Linked DNA regions of Mus musculus: region 2 is linked to region 1. The links are chromatin loops, found by intact Hi-C in ENCODE. Cell type or tissue: heart. All regions are shown on one strand. Links, peaks and the distances in the headings refer to the core of each region. The heading gives the core; the rest is flanking DNA. Region 1 overlaps Akap13 (A kinase (PRKA) anchor protein 13). Region 2 overlaps Akap13 (A kinase (PRKA) anchor protein 13).

Evidence for each region. Peaks named below come from ENCODE experiments on the same cell type or tissue, not always from the same donor. Only the 100,000 strongest peaks of a DNase experiment are listed, where the experiment ranks them.
Region 2: it touches region 1 in a loop (2.1-fold over the local background); 2 of 42 quality-filtered maps call a loop at or near these places.

The regions. Positions count from the first base shown.
Region 1 is chr7:75,575,485-75,578,291 of GRCm38, forward strand. The region is part of intron 3 of Akap13 (A kinase (PRKA) anchor protein 13); the gene reads left to right. Among named protein-coding and RNA genes, the nearest start is that of Akap13, 120 kb to the left of the region's middle. In heart, for the core only: a CTCF peak has its summit at 1,549; no DNase peak of the experiment used is centred there; H3K27ac peaks cover 470 bases.
Region 2 is chr7:75,655,424-75,658,230 of GRCm38, forward strand. The region is part of intron 8 of Akap13 (A kinase (PRKA) anchor protein 13); the gene reads left to right. Among named protein-coding and RNA genes, the nearest start is that of AU020206, 130 kb to the right of the region's middle. In heart, for the core only: a CTCF peak has its summit at 1,695; no DNase peak of the experiment used is centred there.

The DNA of each region.
Region 1 (2,807 bases), core at 212-2,711:
CAGGAAATGAAGTAATTTTTGGGTCATAGTTCAGTACTTTTGTTTATTTGTAGCAGTTTTGCGTTTCCATGGGTGCAGATGCTTTAGACAGTGATAAAATGCTTGCAGGGAAAGAAGCCTGCAGGGAGGCTCTCCCAACCTCAGGCACACGTACTTTTGACCCACAGGGCCTAGGATTTACTGAGTTTAAGAAGACTGTTAACCTTAGATAACTTGCTTCTTACCTGGGTGCTTCTGGGTGCTTTTTGTTTAAGTCTTTTCTCCTGTTGTTTTTATTTTTATTTTTATTTTTTCAGTTCTGCAGTGCTAATAAAGTTGTTAGTTGTCCTACAGGCTTGCTGGCTTGTGAAACACTTTGTCAAGATTTAGTGATCTATTTTTCTGTGTGATACTTAAACAACAGTAGTGTTTTGAGTATAACTACCAGTTCCTGGTGCCTGTTTGCCATGTGCTTTGTGTGGTGCCTGCTGATATTTTCAATACTTCTGTAAGGTTGATGGTATCATTTTATGGTCAGAGAAAGGCTTCAAGGCTGGGTGTGTGTTAGGATGACCACACCTTTCTGCAAGAGAACTTGGCACACAAATCTACTGTTTCCTTCATTATTCCCTGTAGATTACTTGGTGGGTAACAGATCCTTCAGACCTCATACTTATGTTCTGTTTTCATTGTAAACAAAATTGACACTGCAGGGTCCTAAAATGCACTTAAACTTAGGACTTTCTCCCCTCAACAGTTTCTGGGAATTTTGTTTCTTTCTGAATCCTATAGGATAGCTTCTTTTAGAAATTGAGTAAAATTTCAGTACTTTTCCTTTAAAAAAGAAATAGCTCTGCTTATGTTCCTCTTGTTACCAGGAAATTGAGTGGAAACAAAAACACCATGGAAACTAGTTGAAAATTGTTGCTATTGCACTTCCCTACTACAACTTCTGTTTTTATTGTATTAAATTTGCTATAATTTCCCATCCTGTCTTTGTACTGTAGCTTTAGACTAAGGCAGACATAAGATTAATATTCCTCCTCCTCCAGCCGTAATCTGTCTAGAGCAAGCTTACAGTGAGTCTTACCTGTGCTTCTACACTGAGACCAGTTTTATTCCTAGATGTATATTACACAACCCTTAGTTTTAAACAATGGTAACCCCTTTATTTTTCATTTTATTTGAAAAGACACAGGGACTAAAAACTAATCTTGAGCTTGATAGTGATACTCTGCCAATCTTGAGTGTTTTGGCCACACGGTAGGTACTTAGTACTTTTTTTAGAGTTGTCTTTTATTTTATATATTTGCTTGTTTTGCCTGCATATATATATGTGTACCACTTATGTGCATATGGAGGTATCTTAGTTACTTTTCAGTTCTGTAAGAGTACCATGACCAAGACAAACTTAGAGAAGAAAGATTTTATTTGGGGCTTACCGTTTCAGAGGCTGAGTCTGAGTCTGTGATTATCATGAAGGGAGGCATGGGAGCAGGCAGGTAAGCATGGTGCTGAAGTAGTAGCAGAGAACTCACATTTTGATCCACAAGGAGGAGGCAGAGAGAGCTGACTGGCAATGCCATGGGTTTTTGAAACCTCAAAGCCACCCCAGTGACACGCATCCTCCAATAAGGCCACATTTTCTAAATCTTTCTCAAACAGTTCCACCAACTGAAGACCACTTATTCAATCATATGAGCTTATGTGGACCTTTCTCATTCAAACCACCACATTTCACTTTCTGGCCTTAATATGCTTCTAACTATATCATAAAGCAAAATGCACTATAAGTCCACAGAATTTTTCACAGTGTCACTATCATTTCAAAATCTAAAGTCTCTTCTGAAACTCAAGGCAGACGCAGTGTGGGTACATACACACTACCACCATGACCACCACGACCATCATCCCAAAAGCTGAGCACGGTGGCACAGTGAGGAAAAAGTGGACCAAAGCAAGACTGAAACGCAAAAGGGCAAACTCTTAAATCCTTGTAGTTTAGTCTCTGATGTCAAGGGTGGCATCCACCCTTCCAGCTTTATTGTCTGTAACACACTTCTCTCAGGGTGGTTCTACTTCCTGTATGCAACTTTTCCTGGCAGGCATCCCGTGGCTCTGGCACTTCCAACATCCTGACATCTTTGATGTAATTCAGGCTTCATTTTCCTAGCTCCATTCAGCGGTCTCTTAGGGTCTCCATACAGGACCTCCCTTGCCAGATGCCTAAGTCTTTGGGGGCCTTCCTTCACGGTGGAAGAACATCCCACAGATCTTTTACTCCTGTCTTCGTCTTGACTCTAAAGCTATGGCTAATGTTCCCAAGTTTGTCTGCCTGCTTGGGATGGAACCTAGATGCCTCTTAGAGTTACATTTGTTGTTGCTTTTAAGGAACAGGTAATGTTTTATGCCTTTTCTTGTTTCACGTTGGAAGCTTAGCTGGGACCCAGTCTTGCTTCAAGCGAACCCCTCTCTTTATTCCATTTCATGGCAGGCCTTTCCTTATCTTTTCAGCATAAGCCTTGGTTCCAACAATACATTTCCTAGTGCCCCTTTCTTCTTGGAATGCATATTTTGTATTTTCTTTTTTTTTTTTTTTTTTTTTTTTTTTTTTGGTTTTTCGAGTCAGGGTTTCTCTGTAGCCCTGGCTGTCCTCGAACTCACTTTGTAGACCAGGCTGGCCTCAAAAGCAGAAATCCGCCTGCCTCTGCCTCTGCCTCCCAAGTGCTAGGCGTGCGCCACCACGCCCGGTGCTATTTTGTATTTCTTTTTGTCTGCTGTGACATTTTTGTTATAGACCTGCTTAAGAGAGGTTGCTAATACCACAC
Region 2 (2,807 bases), core at 132-2,631, 80 kb after region 1:
TGCTTATTCTAGGCCCCTGCCTGTTTGTTCCCTATTGAAATAACTTGGCATCTTTGTCAAATTAAGTAGCTGACTTCAGTTCTTTTCCACTGACCTTTATCCTGTTTTACACCAGGACTATACTGGCTTGATTCATGTGGCTCTTAAAGTCATGTGCATGATTTTAGGGATATAACTATTAGAGTTTCTGATTTACAAATGTCCTTTCTCTGTATGAACCTTTAATTTCAGTATTTTTTTTTAGTTCCATGGTGTAAATATTATCCATCTTTTACATTTTTCCCTAACCAAATGTCTTGCTGTTACTGTAAATGCTATAGCTTTTACTTTCAGTTTTAGTGTCTACGTATCTTTGCCAATACATAAAACTAATACTGACTTGGGCGTCTGCCTCACAACACTCGGGCACTTATTCTAGTAGCATGCTTGTTGTTTAGAATCTTTGTAGACAGTTAGGTCATCTTTGAGTCGATTCACCACTTCTTCCGGTTGCATGTATTGTTTCTTTTCTGTTTGGTGCACTGAGTAGCCCTCCAGAGCAGTGCTGGATACACGTAGCACGGTGGCTGTTCTTCGGTCTTATTCTTGATTTCAGATTAGTGCACTTAGTCTTCTTATCCTTGGGAATGATGTTGACTGACTATATAGAGTTGTTTTGTGTTTTAAGAATGTCTTATCAGGTTGAGGATTTTTTTTTTTCTGTTAGTGTTCTGATCATTTATTTTAGTAGGTATCAGTTTTTACCAAGTTGTCTTCCCCTTTTGGTTTTCCTCAGTTTGAGGGTTAGTAGACCTAAACTGAATTTTTTAATTGTTTATTTTCTTGAGACTATACTGTATTTACATCATTTCTTTCTTCCCTTTCCTCCCTCCACCAATTGCTGTTACGTACATATTTTTTGCAACACTACGATAGAGTTCTTAGAATTAACCCGCTTGTTCACGATATGCTTATCTTCCACATGGATTGCCTAAGTCAGGTTACCAAAAATTCTGCTAGTGATTCTGCACCATTCCTAAGAGTGACCAATGCTTTTCTGCCTTTATCTGGTTTTGATGTTGGCGGCTCAGAAAACAAGCTGTGACCTGTTGTTTATTTGTCTGTTTCCTAAAAGTGTTTGCGTAAGATCTGTGTTGCGGCTCCCTTAAGTGTTTGTGGGATTCACCAGAAAGCTCCTGGCCTGGGGTTCCCCTTGAAGCAAAGTTCTAAACCACAAATTCAGTGGCTTGAATGAATACTGAAGTTATTTATGTCATTGTGAGCAGATTTGATCATTTCTTTAGAGTTAGTGAACTCAACACAGAAGTTGTTTATAGTCAGTCTTTAATATCCTTCCTGTGTGTAGACCCTGTGGTTTCCCTCTTAGACTTGTGGTACCACTGTGTAGCTCGGGTAGCTTGTAACCTTCCTCATCAGAGCAGCTACGGTTTGCTGATACTATTGACTAGCTTTTCTAACTGTTGAAACTAGCTGTTTTCCTGCTTTCTGAATCACTCATTTCTGTCCATTCTAGGGTTTTGTTTTGTTGGAGATTTTGAATTAATGTACTGTCTTGATTTTTTCCCCTTTATTGGAAATATATTTTTCTCTTACATAATATATTCTAATTACAATATCTCTTCCTCACCTCCCCTCTAGATCCACCCCCTTCCTGTCTCATAGAAAACAAACTGGCCCGTCCTCTGGTGGTAGCCTTTAATCCCAGCATTAATGAGGTAGAGGCAGGTGCATCTCTGAGCTCAAGGCCTACAGAGTGAGTTCCAGGACAATCAAGTATTGAAAAAAGAAACAAAAATATTTTAAAAAATGTTCCTACATGATAATAATAAGATACAACAAAAACTAACACACTGGATGGAATAGGCCAAAACAAACAGAAGGGGAAGAGCCCAAGAGAAAATACAAGAATATAGACATACAAACCCATCATCTGCACATTCCAAAACCCTATGAAAACACTAAACTAGAAATCATAACATATAGCCAGAAGACCTGTAGGGTAAAAAAAGAGGAAAAAATACATATAAATAAAATAAAAAATAATAAAACAAATTTTAATGGAAAAATTTGTGAATTCCGCTATGAGACAAGGGAACCTCGAAAAATGCTATTTGTGCACATTTTCTGCTGGCCATCTGCTGCTGGACATGCAACCCACCTTTAAGAGTGGTCTTTTTCCCCAGTGAGACTTCCTTGGAGGAAGCTAAATTTTCATTTGCAAATGGTTATCAATTAGAGATAGCTTCTAGGATGGATGCATGTGCCTGCTTCATTTAGCTCTAGGACCCCATTTGGTACAGACCTGTGAAGGCCTTGTGCATCCTGCCCCAGTCTCTGTGAGAGCATTTGTATGCCAGCACTGTTGTATCTAGAAAGCCTTGATATTTTGGTATCGTCCCCTCTGTCTCTTACACACTCTTCAAGTTCCCTGAACCCTTATGTGAGGAATCTGATGGAGACATCTTTTTTGGAGCTGAGTGTTCTAAGCGCTCTTACTCCCTGTTTCATGTCTGGCTGTGGGTCTCTGTATTAGTCCCAATTTGCTACAAGAGGAACCCTCTCTGATGATGGCTGGATTAGACACTTATCTATGAGTATAGCAGAATATCATTAGGAGCCATGTTGTTGTTACTGTTTGATTGTTTGTTTGTTTGTTTCAAGACAAGGTTTTACTGTGTAGCCCTCGCTGTCCTGAAACTCATTCTGTAGACCAGAACTCACAGAGATGCATCTGCCTGCTCTGCCTCCCAAGTACTGGGATTAAAGGTGTGGACCACCACCATCCAGCTGTTACTTTTGGTTTTACC